Linked DNA regions of Homo sapiens: region 2 is linked to region 1. A link is an interaction called in ENCODE POLR2A ChIA-PET data of the cell type or tissue named here. Cell type or tissue: OCI-LY7. All regions are shown on one strand. Each heading gives the region's core, and the rest is flanking DNA. Links, peaks and the distances in the headings are about the cores only.

Evidence for each region. ChIA-PET counts read pairs that join two places held together with the same protein. Peaks named below come from ENCODE experiments on the same cell type or tissue, not always from the same donor. Only the 100,000 strongest peaks of a DNase experiment are listed, where the experiment ranks them.
Region 2: POLR2A ChIA-PET joins it to region 1 with 5 read pairs; 11 of 35 experiments call an interaction of 5 or more read pairs at or near these places.

What each region holds. Positions count from the first base shown.
Region 1 is chr1:58,788,946-58,796,483 of GRCh38, reverse strand. The region is part of intron 1 of JUN-DT (JUN divergent transcript); the gene reads right to left. Among named protein-coding and RNA genes, the nearest start is that of JUN-DT, 7.6 kb to the right of the region's middle. In OCI-LY7, for the core only: no CTCF peak of the experiment used is centred there; no DNase peak of the experiment used is centred there.
Region 2 is chr1:58,962,821-58,969,088 of GRCh38, reverse strand. No RefSeq gene overlaps it. Among named protein-coding and RNA genes, the nearest start is that of LINC01358, 55 kb to the left of the region's middle. RefSeq lists an enhancer at 348-507. In OCI-LY7, for the core only: no CTCF peak of the experiment used is centred there; DNase peaks (open chromatin) are centred at 308, 638, 2,548 and 4,038; H3K4me3 peaks cover 951 bases; H3K27ac peaks cover 2,870 bases.

The DNA of each region.
Region 1 (7,538 bases), core at 2,539-7,538:
GCCATTAAACAGTCTCTGGATTATGCTTAGAATGTCACACCACAGATAGCATAAGCCAAGCTGTTGTAAATTCGTACCTGTCCTACTAGATAGTGAGTATTCTGGTTAATTAAATGTCCACGTTAATACCACTGTGCTCATTATAACTGTAGATAAGGACTTTGTATTTTTAAGAAATGCATTATGTAACTGCAATATATCAAACACAATTTAAACTATCACTAATAAGTGTTCTCTTTTCTTCACTTTACTAGTTTTTTCTTTGTTTCATTTTTGTTTCTGTTTCTTAACTAAGAAATTAATTTATGCTTATTATGATATATTACAATATTCACTCCCTCCTTCTGCAACCTCTATGACTTCCCAGCTCTACTGATACTGAACTTAGCTGTGATACTTGCTTCAGTCAATAGAACGTGGACAGAAATGATATCATAACAGTTCCAAGCCTGGCCTTAAAAAGTTTCACATGCTTCCATTTACCCCAGTGTCTCCCCTGAGAAGAATATGCCCCTGGTAGATTCGACCTCTCTAGGATGAGTTCTAGAATGAGACACATGGAGCACATTTGAATGTGACCCTCAGCCCCCCATTTCTCCAGGTTGTAAACTACGCACACATGCAACAATGCATTAAAGTCAGCAGTTGCAGGAAAAGCCATCATCACTACTTAGAAAACTGTAAGGGTGGCAGCTGTAATGGGGAGGACAGAACACCAAATTAGGTCTTAGGAAGGTGAAGCCACCTCAACTGACCTGCAGACCAAAGAGCAGGAAATCAACTGATTAACATTGCGTAGCACTCAGATTTTGCGATGGTTTGTTTCACAAGAAGAGCTAATTAACCTACCTATTGTGACAAGTAAAAATTTACAGAAATCTAATTTTTAAAGAGAATAAAATCTTCTCTCTAATCCCACCCCTGACTAAGGCTACTAATGATAACCATTTGGTATATAACTTTCTGCTGTTTTTTTTTTCAAGGATTAAAGGAGCAAATGCATGTTTAAAAAAAAACACTTAGCATAGTGCTGGGCATATGAAGAAAGCACTCATTAAACATTAGCTATTTTTATTGGTATTCTCACATAAACAGACATACTCAGATATAGGTGTTTCAATTTGTGCAGAAATGAGACCATGCTATGCACATTACTCTGAAACTTTCCTTTCTTCACTTATTGCTACATCATGGGCATTCCTCTAGGTCAACTCATCTTTATAAGGTTAATTAGCTCCTTTTAAAATGGCTACAGGATATTCCATGGTTTGACTATTCCATAATTGTCTTATTTCCACTTTACAGGTAAAGAAACTGAGACTCAGAGAACTGAAAGTGTTTGCAAAATTGTTGCTACCCCTCCCTATCAAGTCTTCTCTTCTTCCCCTGTCTCAGGCTTGGTTTTGTGACACTGTGACACAATTTGGCCAATGAAAGGTGAGTGGAAATGCCCATAGGTAAAGCCTTAAGAGCCACCCCATGGTGACAGCTCTCACCCTCGTCTGTAACATACACCAGCAATATCTCAAACAGAGGCTGCTCCTTCAGCCTGGGTCTCGAAGTAAAGACCTAAGGTGTAAATCAGGAAGGAAATGTAACATGCATATGAAATAAACTCATGTTGTTTTAAGCCTCTGAGATGCTGGGGGTTGTTTGTTGCCACAACATGATTTAGAGAATGCTAACACAATGTTTCCAGACTTTCAAGTGTTTTGTCATTCATTACAAATATTCATCATCACTGGTTTGGTCAAGCACCAACATGCTAGTCAATAAAGATGTGAGTTGATAAAATAATCAGGAATAATCACCTCCCTAACTGTATTTTTAAAAACTATCAATAGCCTCCTCCTCAAGTTCCAAATAACTGGCGAAGGATATGATAATATCACAGAAAAGATAAGTCTACCTAACCCAGTAGGTTGAGGACCATCCTTTGTGTGTGGGAAGCCTCCTAGGTAGGTCAGTATTATAAGAACTTTGACCCAGTTTCTTCATGTTGCAAACTACATACACACAAACAGGCAACACTGTGCTAAAAGGCAGTAGTTCCAAGAAAAACCATCATTGCTACTTAGAAAACTGCAGGGAAGGCAGGCAAAATGGAGAGGAAATTAGAATAAATGGGACATTAGGAAGTCTAATTCCAGCTTCGCCATGTATCAGCTCTGAACCTCAGTTTGCAAAGAAGACTGCTGTGAGGATCCAATGAGGGACAGCAGGTGCAGTCACGACTAATAAGAAAAAGAAACATGTATTCTGATTTTTTTAAATTACATGTGGAATACATGTTCGTTGTAGAGAATTTTAAAACAAACAGAGAACATAAGAAAGAAAGTGGAAATTACCCAAAAATCACAACCATTGACATCCTAATGGTTAATCAGCCATATTTCCTTCTAGGTAAATGCATACCCATATTACATATTATACTTGTACATCACACAAAGCCTTCTGAATGCATTTATTAAGTACATGCATACATATATTACAAGACCTTCCTCTCAGGCTCATTCTCTCCATTCTTCTTCCCAGTTTACCTTTTTGTCCCTCCAAACATGCCCCATATTCAATAATATCCAGGCCTTTGTATATGCACTCCCTCTTCCCAGAATATTCTTTCTCTCTCCACTATCTCCTCTTTTTCTGGCTACTCCTACTCATCTTGGAGGGCTCAGTTCCTAGAGGACAATTATCTGACCCTGACCCTTGTCAGATTTCCCCAGGGAACCTAGAGCATCCTGTTCCTTGTTTTTCATAGCATTGCCATACTGGACTAGTCTTGCCTCTTTATTCTACTTTCCTTGCTAGACCCCAACTTGTGGGCAGGTACTATAGCTTTTGTTCACCAGGGATTACCAAAGGCTGTCCCATAGTAAATGCTCAAAATTTTTTGAATAAATGAGTAAAATAGTTAACAATATATGCTATCTATTTTTCTTCTGAAATCCCCAAAGCACCTTACAGTTCTCAATAAATACCCACTGAAAGATTAAATATGGAAGAGTATGTAAGACATGGTAACATGCTTCATGAAGTTTATAAATTAGATGGGAAGAAAGCATTGTAAAAGGAACCTCAGCACAATTAAATGCTATATTCTTTTCTTCTGCCTCCTCCACTACTTTTCTTCAAACTAGAAAGAGCAGAACAAAATCCCTAAGTTCAGTTCCACATTTGTTTCTTCATTGAGGGTATCCTGCAGCACTAACTGAAATAAAACAGCAGCTTTAACACATATGCTCCAACATTTCAGTGGCTCAGCGCAATAAAGTTGATTCCTCATTCCATCAAAATCCTATTGAGAATATTTCTGGTCGATAAGAAACCTTTCACATGGTTATTCAGAGATCTGGACTACTTCTATCTGTGGACCTGCCCTTCTCTACGACCTTGGAGACACAGAGACGAGGAGATGGGGAGAGACGGTTTTATGAGCCAAGCCTGTAAGTGATACACAGCACATTCACTGCATTGACTAAAACTCAGCCACAGGTATTTAGAAAGGAGGCCAGGAAATGTAGTCTATCTGTACATACAAGAGGAAAAGAAAAGAGGTTTGGTGAAAACTTTGTAGTTCTTCGCCACAGCTGATAAGGGAGTACCTAATCTTCTCAAGTGATCCCAAGACCAGGTAATTTTGATTTATGGATACTGAAAACACCCATTTTTTGACAGAAAAATATCCATCTAATAGTGGACATGAGAATGTATCATTCCAGGTTTAGGAATTTTGAAGGTAAAAAAAGGTCAATTCCAGAAATGAGAAACAGTGATGTTAATTACCACTCCAGAATTCTAAATGAGATTCTTTAAGATGGCTTTTATGAACATTGAAAATAAGAATGATGATTACTATAAGTACAATGAGCTGACAAGGAATTATCATAAATGATAATTTATGGCATCGTTTCTGGCACATAGTAGATAATAAATACATGTTGAGCAGGGAAACTACAATTCTACTTTTAAGGCAACTATCCTATTGATAAATAATTTTAACTTCAGAAAGTTCCTTCTTAAATACAGGAAAGTTTTCTTCTCTAACTTCTAACCATTAGCCTAGCTCTGACCTCAAAACCTACAGAGACTCCTATGGGTGCTCTATTGGTCTTCCCCCTGCCTTCTCCAACCCACACTTCTCCCAGGCAAATAATCCCAGTTCATTCAATTCTTCTCCACAAGACAAGGTTTCAGGCCTCTCACCATTTGGCTGTCCTTCCCACAGATATCTGTGGTTGGCCAAATTGCTTTCCAAATTTCAGGCCCACAATATTCCCAAAGATGGGACCCAATGGTGTCCAACCAGTAGCATTTAGTAGAATTACTACTCTTGGCTTTGGGCATTGTGTCCTTACTTTGTGACTAGAAGTATTTAAGTAGTGAAGATGCTAGCAAAGGAATTTCTGCATTGGAAAAAAGGCAGGACTTGGAAGGTGACCACTAAGGACTCTTGCCACTTTATGATCCTATAGGTTTTGTAGAAGTTCTGAGTAGAGAAAAGGCATCACCATAAGTGTGATAATGTACGCAACAGTTACACATTCCTCCTTGACAAAAACCTTGAAGAAAATCCAAAAGGACTTCCACAAGGGCTCCGATGTATAAAAAAGATGTATTGGGTATATTCTCTGTGCTAAGCATGCTAGATGCTATGGATACAGTGGAGACCAAGAGATACAGTTTTTCTATATTCTTGACACTTGGCATCTAGTGTGTGAAATGGACTTTAATAAGACAGTTTAAAAAAATACATAATTACATAAAGAAATATAGAATAATACTTTTTAAAACATTCTATTGTTAAGAGAAAATCACCATTTCCCTTGCCTCAGTTTTCCATGATGGGACATCTGCTAAAATAACCCTCTTATCCTTTCTCTCCATCCTTTATATATAGTCCCCATGGGAAGAAAAGTAATTTGAGTTATCTGATTTCTGAGTTCACAAGAAAGACCCATGCATGCCCCACTCAGAAACCGGCTCTCACTTTTCAGAGTCAATTCATCCAAAGGATGTATACACTCACTGTACCTCTGGAGAAGGTCTGCAACTGTCCATCATAGCCAGGAACCAGTAGGTAAGTTTAATGCATGGGTGAAACATCAGTGCTATGGGTTGAATGTTTGTCTCCTCCAAACATCATGTTGAAATGTGATTCCCACCTGTTGGAGGTGGGGCCAAATGGGAGGTGTTTGGGCCATGGGAGCAGATCCTTCATGAATAGAGTAATGCCCTCCCTGGGGTGAGGCAGGGAGTGAGTTCTTCTAGCTCTATTAGTTCTCAGGAGAGCTGGATATTAAAAAGAGCTTTGCACCTCCCCCTTTTCTCTCTTGCTTCCCTTTTGCCCATGTAATCTCTACACACCCAGAACCCCTTCACCTTCTCTCATGAGTAGAAACAGCCTGAGGCCCTTACCAGATGCAGATGCCCAATCATGAACTTTCCAAGCAGCAGAATTATGAGCCAAATACACCTTTTTTTTTCTTTATAAATTACCCAGCCTCAGGAATTCCTTTATAGCAACACAAAAGAGACTAAGACAATCAGAAAATCCACTGTGGCTTCCTGTTTGCCATACCCTCCAAACCAGTCTGTATTAGCTTTCACATTGATATTTTGATCCCCACTCATCTGATTCCTGTGTCTAACTCTCAGCTGGTTCTTAACTCCAGAAGGTGAGAAAGGGGTGTTATTCATAATCCTTCTCAAAGAAAAGTTATAGGGACTTATGAGAGTATAAGGAGAAATCTAATTTACATGGAGAGAGGGCACATTAGGAAAAATCACAGAAAGTCTCTTTGTCATTTAAGCTAACATCCAAAGAAAGATAGAAATTGGCCAAAAAACAAGGAAGGGTTAAGAGGTTCTTAGACAACAAATAGTTTGTCTTATATGAGGAACAAATGAAGGCTAGTGTGGGAGTCATTAGGACTGGTCACCATAGGATTGTGCTTCCTGGTCCCCTTGTGGCTTGGCTGGGCTGGGCCATGAGACTAGTTTTAGTCAATGAATGTGTGAGAAGTGACATGTGACATTCTTAGGAAAAGACACTTAATTGCTGTGATGAGACCCTTCAAAGCTGCCTTTCCTTCTACCACGAGATCTGAAATGTTCCTGAAAGTGGGTGTTCCATCAGCCTGGGTCCTAGAGGAAGGTGATGTGATCAGAGTGCTTGCCAACCCTTGCTGGACATATTGCAGGAGCAAGGAAAAAAAAAACTGTATTTCTTAAGTCACTGAGGTTTGGGGGAAAAAAATGATTTAATTATAGCATATGAACATATAGGAACAAGAAAAAAACTTTATTTCTTAAGTCACTGAGGTTTGGAAATATTCTTAATCATAGCATAACTTAGGCTATCCTGATTGATTCAGCCAAAGGCAGTGTGGCTGGAGAAAAGTGAGATGAGAAGTCCTAGCTCTTTTAAGCTAATAGGATGCCTTTAAGGAGGCTTCAGCAGGGGAATTTGACATTTTCCACATATTATGTATTAAAACAAGGTACTATTGCTACTCAATCATTAAAACACCCCCTTCATTCCACTATGGAAAAGGCTATTTAAAAAAAATCCATCAACAAGCATTTACTGAGCACCTTCTATGCTTTCATATGCCAGGCTTTGTATTAAGCATTGGAGATACAAAATAAGAATAAGACACAGTTGCTGGATTTGGAGTCAGGGATTTAAGAAGACATTTACAAGATCATGTGAAAAACATTCTCTACTTCAGGTATGTACCCAGTATGGTGACAGCCAAAGAGGATAATAACTATTCGAGGTGAAGCAGGAGATGGGGTGAGGGAAAGCTTCAGAGGTAGTGATTATTTGAGCTGGCTCCTGAAGGGTGAATAGGAGTTTGCCAGGTAGCCTTTTGATTAGGGATAAACGTACATGCAAAGACAGGAAACTGTCAGAGCGATGGAAAATGTCTGGGGTGGCAGCGACTCAAAGGAATGGAGGGAATGTGGAGTGCAGGGTGTGGTAGACTGCAATACTATTCAAAAATACTTGCTGCCCCTCCTCACTGACATCAGGCTCGGTCATATAAATTGCTCTCAGTATAAGCTTTAAGGGCTATGCTTTTTTCTGTCTGCCAATAACAGTAATGTTTTAGAAAGAGCGTGCTTCATTAACCAAGGTCTTTGAGCAAAGATCATGTGTGTAAATCAGAGACACAGCCAACTTATGGTGGATGTATTAGTCTGTTCTCACACTGCTAATAAAGACATACCTGAGATTGGGAAATTTATAAAGGAAAGAGGTTTAATGGACTCACAGTTCCACATGGCTTGGGAGGCCTCAAAATCATGGCAGAAGGCAAAGGAGAAGCAAAAGCACATCTTACATGGTGGCAAGCAAGAAAGCTTGTGCAGGGCAACTCCCATTTATAAAACCATAATATCTTATGAGACTAATTCATTACCATGAGAACAGTATGGGGGAAACTGACCCCATGATTCAATTATCTCCACCTGACCCCACCTTTGACATGTGAGGATTATTACAATTCAAGGTGAGATTTGAGTGGGGACAC
Region 2 (6,268 bases), core at 1-5,000, 180 kb before region 1:
TTTTAAAGTACAATTTTGACATTGTTTTTAAAAACGATCTTAGAGCTAAATACATAACTAAAAAAAAAAATACATGCTGAAAAACACATCCACACAAACAAACATGTATGCAAACAAACATTTGCCAAACACAACTCTAGGAGGCTTTTGCAGACTTGTCTGCCATTTAAGGCCTGTAATTTCCCTCTTGGCTGACACTGGCTTTGGCCTGGGCCATGTTTCACAGACTCCTGGCAGGCAGCCTCGTTGGGCTTTGCTTAGCTTTTTTTTTTTTTTTTTTTTCTTTCATCAGACTTGAAACTGAAGCGACAGGACTTTCTGAAACCTTCTGTCAGCTGTAGCTGCCACGCTTCATGTAACCTCCTTACCCCTCCCAGGTTCTGTGGCTTTATAAATGTGTCTAGAGGTCCAGGAACAAGGTAGTAAACAGTGGATTCCTTCTAGAAGGAATAAAGAGGGTTCAGGAGGCACCACCCAGTCTGGGGACTGCCTGTGAACCAGGCCAGGCCCCTACTCCCCCAGAGCAGATTAGATCTGATGGTCTGGACTGCTGGCCAACTTTCAGCATGAAAAAGGTAGAGATACTGGAGAGGAAGTAAAGGAACATGAAAACAAAACCAAATGAACTCTGTTGTGCTGCTGACATGGGTAAAACTTGTATGAACCTAACTGCTGGAGGAAAGTGGGGGCAGCTGGTTTATTCTACGGAGTTCTAGTGTGAGATGCAGCTCATGTTTCTATGCCAATTTCTAATGAGCAAGCTACCCCACTTCTCTGAGCCTCATTTCCTTATCCATGAACTGGATAATATCTACCTTGCAGGGCCAATGTGAGGTTGAATGAATTCATGTTTGTAAGGAGATAAGCGCTTCATAGAAGGTTAATAAATAATAGTTTTTTTTATGGTAAAAGAGCCCCCAATCACAAAACTAGAAGACCCCATTAGAGGGATCCAGTTCCCACTCCTCCCTACACCACTTAAAGTGTAGCCTTCTCCATAGTTGCCTCTCCCAGCCCACGCTCATAGGCTCCCCCAGGGAGCCTGCTGCATCCTGGGGAAATTCTCGCTACTAGAAAGTTTTTCCTTGGGCTGAATCAAAATTGATGTCTCTGCAGCTTTCACCTATTGGGCCTTCCCCCTCAAGAACACTGAAAACAAGTCTATACCCTCCACCTCTCTGCAGTCTTCAGCATAGAGGACAGCTCTCAAGCCCTCTTTGAGGTGTCAACAGAAGTCTTGAGGCTTTAGTTAGGTATATACACATACAATATACATATATACTATATATATACACACATATATATACATATATATGTATGTATATTGTATGTGTATATGTGTATGTATATATCTATATATGTATGTGTATATGTATCCCATACATACGAAGAAAGAGAGAGTGTAAGGTATATTTATATACACTCATATGTAAGTATGTAGAGGCAACTACAAGGGCCTCTGTAGGCAAATACATGTGTACCTATCCAGGACTTGCGAGGTCCAGGAGGGCTTCTTAGAGGAGGTAATGTTTAACCTGAGTAGGCAGTGTAAAGTGCATGTGCAGTCCCACAGCTAATAGTGAGGAACCCAGCCTCAGGAGCATGCCCCTCTGCTGTAGCAGTGGGTGACAGTTGGCATCAACAAAGTGTGTGAAGCTAGATATCATTATTGTCCATTTGTAATTGTTTGTTATTATCCAAATTAACCTTTCTAGGCCCAGTTTCCTCAGTAGCCTTGGCCCATTCTTCTGACAGCATGTTTCTTGATTTGCCTCTGTAATAAACAGGGAGACCTGGGTTTGAGTCAGGCTCTGTCACTCACAAGCTGGGCAGCCACTCCTCTGGGCCTTGGTTTCCACATTGCGAGATGAGAACCTACTGCCCAGGTTGCTGGTGGATTGAATGAGGCATCTTTGGAAGGTGGCCCAGCACATGGCAGATGTTTGGCAGAAGCTTACTTTCTTTTCTAGTTTGACAAGATGATGCCGGCTGATCTGATATTAGATATTAATAGTTGATGATGGCATAATGTGTTATACCTTCTGAGCCATTTGCATTTGCCTAGAGAGTACCAGCCAGCTTAGTGATATGTCGTTGCCCAGTAAGCTTAGAACCCTGGGAGTGAGTGAGCACTGAGGCCAAGGAACTCACCCTAGAGAGGAGGAGAGGGTCTCAGGGGCTGACTGCGATAGATGCTACAACAAAGTTTGGGGCACACAAAAGGAAGGAGGAATTTCATTCAAAGTGGAGTGATTGGCAGAGGCTTCATGATGGAGGTGGCAGATGTCTCTGATGGTGGCCATGCCATAATCTCAAATAGAAACTATTGCATCAGTCTCCTAAATATCTTCCCTGGGCTGCACTCACTCTCTAGAACCTGCTCTGCTCATGAAAGATAAAACGATCTTTCTAAAATTACAAATCAGATAATGGCACTTCCCAGCCCCCAAATCTGCCATGACTTGTCTTTGTTCTTGCAATAAAATCACAACCTCCCCACCCCCATGGCCCCTGAGGCCACCTGTGATGGAGCCTGCTTCCTCTGCAGCTCTGCAGTCAAATAGGCAGGGCCTATGGGAGAAGTGCCCACATGGGACCTCTGCCTGTCTTCTTGGAAGGCACCAAGATACCAGGGGGCAAGGAGAGGGGCAGATTTGTGTTCTGCTCTTGGCGAGGGTGGAGTGTCTCTAAGGTACTTTGCAGACCCTCCGTGGAAGTACTGATCAGAATCATGGCAGGAAACAAGTCTTACACAGAAGGGCTTAGTTGAAAAGAATTTAGTAACAGGATTGTGTTTAGAGGTCAGGGCAAGGTGAAGGAAGCCAGCAAGAGAAGTTGATGCACTCCCAAGCTAGCAACAGTGGAAGGCCCGTACCTCTCTAAGGGGGAAGGGGAAGTGAAGGAATGTGTTCTGGGATGGCTGAGAGAGCTGGAGCTAAGAAAGAGAACCTGCCCACCCCTGCCCCGGGAGTTACCACCATACTGGTCACAGCCAATGCAGGGACTGCAGCAAGAAAGGAGTTCAGGAAGGAGGGAGGCATAGACCCCTGGGTTCTCTCTCCTCCCAGCCTCCTATCTCCCACCAAAGCTTCCCTTTGACCAAATCTAGCTAGAAGTTAGTGGATAAGGGAGTCTGAGTGATGTATTATAGTTCTTAGGCATTAGCTCTCTAGGGCTCAAGGCCTGCAAAGAAGGGCAGTAAAATGGATTGAATAGGAAGGACCACAAAAAGGAATTAACAACACAGCACATGTCCAAGCATCCTGCAAGGAGAATAGGAATCACTAACCCTGAGTGGGTAAACTCTTCCCCAAGAAAGAGAATGCCATTTAAGGGGAGAAGTGAGCCTGGCTGACAGGTAGCTTTCCCAGCCAGGCTGCCGTGTTCACATAGCATCCAGGTCCTGTGTTCAGTGCATCTGCCAGAATATTCCACCCAGCCACAGATATTTCATACTTTGGCCCACACAGAGTTGTGGAGGGCAAAGGAGTTGTTCTCTAATGCTGGACTTTGCCCATTTTCCCCAGGACCAAGATGTGGGCAGGTGTTCTGGGTGCCACCACTAGAGAGGCAGAGATTATTGAGATCCAATAATAAAAATAGTGAGAACAGTAACAGTGGTAACAATAATACAGGATATTATTGTTATCACTGTAACAGTCACATGAATTAAGCTTTTCCTATGTGCCCAGGAGTGTGTTCATTCTATTAAGTTATGCAATCTTCTCCCAAACCCTAGGAAGTGGTGGCTATTATTAATCCTATTTAAAAGATGAGACCAAGGCCCAGAGTGGGTAAGTAGCTTGCTGAGCCCCCTCAGAGTGGATGGAGAAGTCAAACCCAGGTCTGCTGCCTGCAAAGGTAGGCTCTTAGCCACCATGCCAGACTGTCCTCAAAGACACCTGGAGCCCATAGACATATGAGAGAGAAGCAGAATTCCTGCCTATGGCTTATGCAATCTTTCATGGTCAAATGACCAAAGCTTGCCTCTGCAGAGTAGTCTTGCAACACTGGCCCTGCACACTTGACTTTTCAGCTGTGCTAATCTCTGTGGTATCTAGAGCATGCTCAGCTTTCTCTCACCCCCGGGACTTTGCACAGGCTGTTCCCTTTGTTGAGGACATTGCTTTCCCTCTTAATCCTCTCAAGGCTTGACTAGCTCCACTGAGATTTGCTATCACTTGCTCCACAAAGCCCTGCTGGACATTCCAAGTCCTGAATAGGGGCTCCAGTCCTGGATAGGGGCTTCTCTTGGGAGACCTCACAGCCCCTTACAATGCTCCACCACAGGACTCAGCCTCTGCAAGCCCTGTAAAGGCCAAGACATGCCTTTTTTTTTTTTTTGCTTATACCTCTGTGTTCCTAGATCCCAGCCCAGGGCCTGGCACCTAACAGGGGCCTGATAAAGAGGTAGATAAGGTAGTTGAATGTTGGCACAGACTCGGCCACCCACAGCCTGGCACACACCATGGCCCACACACTGCCAACCACACCTGCTACTACAGGAGGGAGGAGGAGGGGAGCAAACAGCAGCCAGGATCTGGAGGAGGGGCTCCAAGAGCAGGAGCTGCTGAGCTGATATCCACACATGGAAAGGCTTTTGATGGGTATAGTAGAAAGGAAAATGTATTCCAGGCAGAAGGAAGTGCACGTGCAAAGGCCTGGAAGAATAAAGATGCATAGCAAGACACAAGGAGGGGCCATGGGAGATGAGACCTGGAAAGGAGACAGGGCTGGGTGAGGGAAGTCCGGTTTGGGGAAGAGGGGGCCAAATTATGTGGTGAAGAGCACATGCTTGGGTTTTATTTGTTTATTTTTATTATGCTTTAAGTTCTAGGGTTCATGTGTACAATGTGCAGGTTTGTTACATATGTATGCATGTGCCATGTTGGCGTGCTGCACCCATTAACTCGTCATTTACATTAGGTATTTCTCCTAAGGCTATTACTCCCCTCTCCCCTCACCCCACGACAGGCCCTGGTGTGTGATGTTCCCCACCCTGTGTCCAAGTGTTCCCATTGTTCAATTCCCACCTATGATTGAGAACATGTGGTGTTTGATTTTCTGTCCTTGTGATAGTTTGCTCAGAATGATGGTTTCCAGCTTCATCCATGTCCCTACAAAGGACATGAACTCATCATTTTTTATGGCTGTAAAAGTATTCCATGATGTATATGTGCCAGGTTTTCTTAATCCAGTCTGTCACTGATGGACATTTGGGTTGGTGACAAGTCTTTGCTATTGTGAATAGTGCTGCAATAAACATATGTGTGCATGTGTCTTTATAGTAGCATGATTTATAATTCTCTGGGTATATACCCAGTAATGAGATGGCTGGGTCAAATGGTATTTCTAGTTCTAGATCTTTGAGGAATCCCCACACTGTCTTCCACAACGGTTGAACTAGTTTACAGTCCCACCAACAGTGTAAAAGTGTTCCTATTTCTGCACATCCTCTCCAGCACCTGTTGTTTCCTGACTTTTTAATGATCACCATTCTAACTGGTGTAAGATAGTATCTCATTGTGGTTTTGATTTGCATTTCTCCGATGGCCAGTGATGATGAGCATTTTTTCATGTGTCTGTTGGCTGCATAAATGTCTTCTTTTGAGAAGTGTCTGTTCATACCCTTTGCCCACTTTTTGATGGGGTTGTTTGTTTTTTTCTTGTAAATTTGTTTGAGTTCATTGTAGATTCTGGATATTAGCCCTTTGTCAGATGAGTAGGTTGCGAAAATTTTCTCCCATTTTGTAGGTAGCCTGTTCAGTCTGATGGTAGTTTCTTTTGCTGTGCAGAAGCTCTTTAGTTTAATTAGATCCCATTTGTCAATTTTGGCTTTTGTTGCCATTGCTTTTGGTGTTTTAGACATGAAGTCCTTGCCCATGCCTATGTCCTGAATGGTAATGCCTAGGTTTTCTTCTAGGGTTTTTATGGTTTTAGGTCTAACGTTTAAGTCTTTAATCCATCTTGAATTAATTTTTGTTTAAGGTGTAAGGAAGGGATCCAGTTGCAGCTTTCTACATATGGCTAGCCAGTTTTCCCAGCACCATTTATTAAATAGGGAATCCTTTCCCCATTGCCTGTTTTTCTCAGGTTTGTCAAAGATCAGAGAGTTGTAGATATGCAGCGTTATTTCTGAGGGCTCTGTTCTGTTCCATTGATCTATATCTCTGTTTTGGTACCAGTACCATGCTGTTTTGGTTACTGTAGCCTTGTAGTATAGTTTGAAGTCAGGTAACGTGATGCCTCCAGCTTTGTTCTTTTGGCT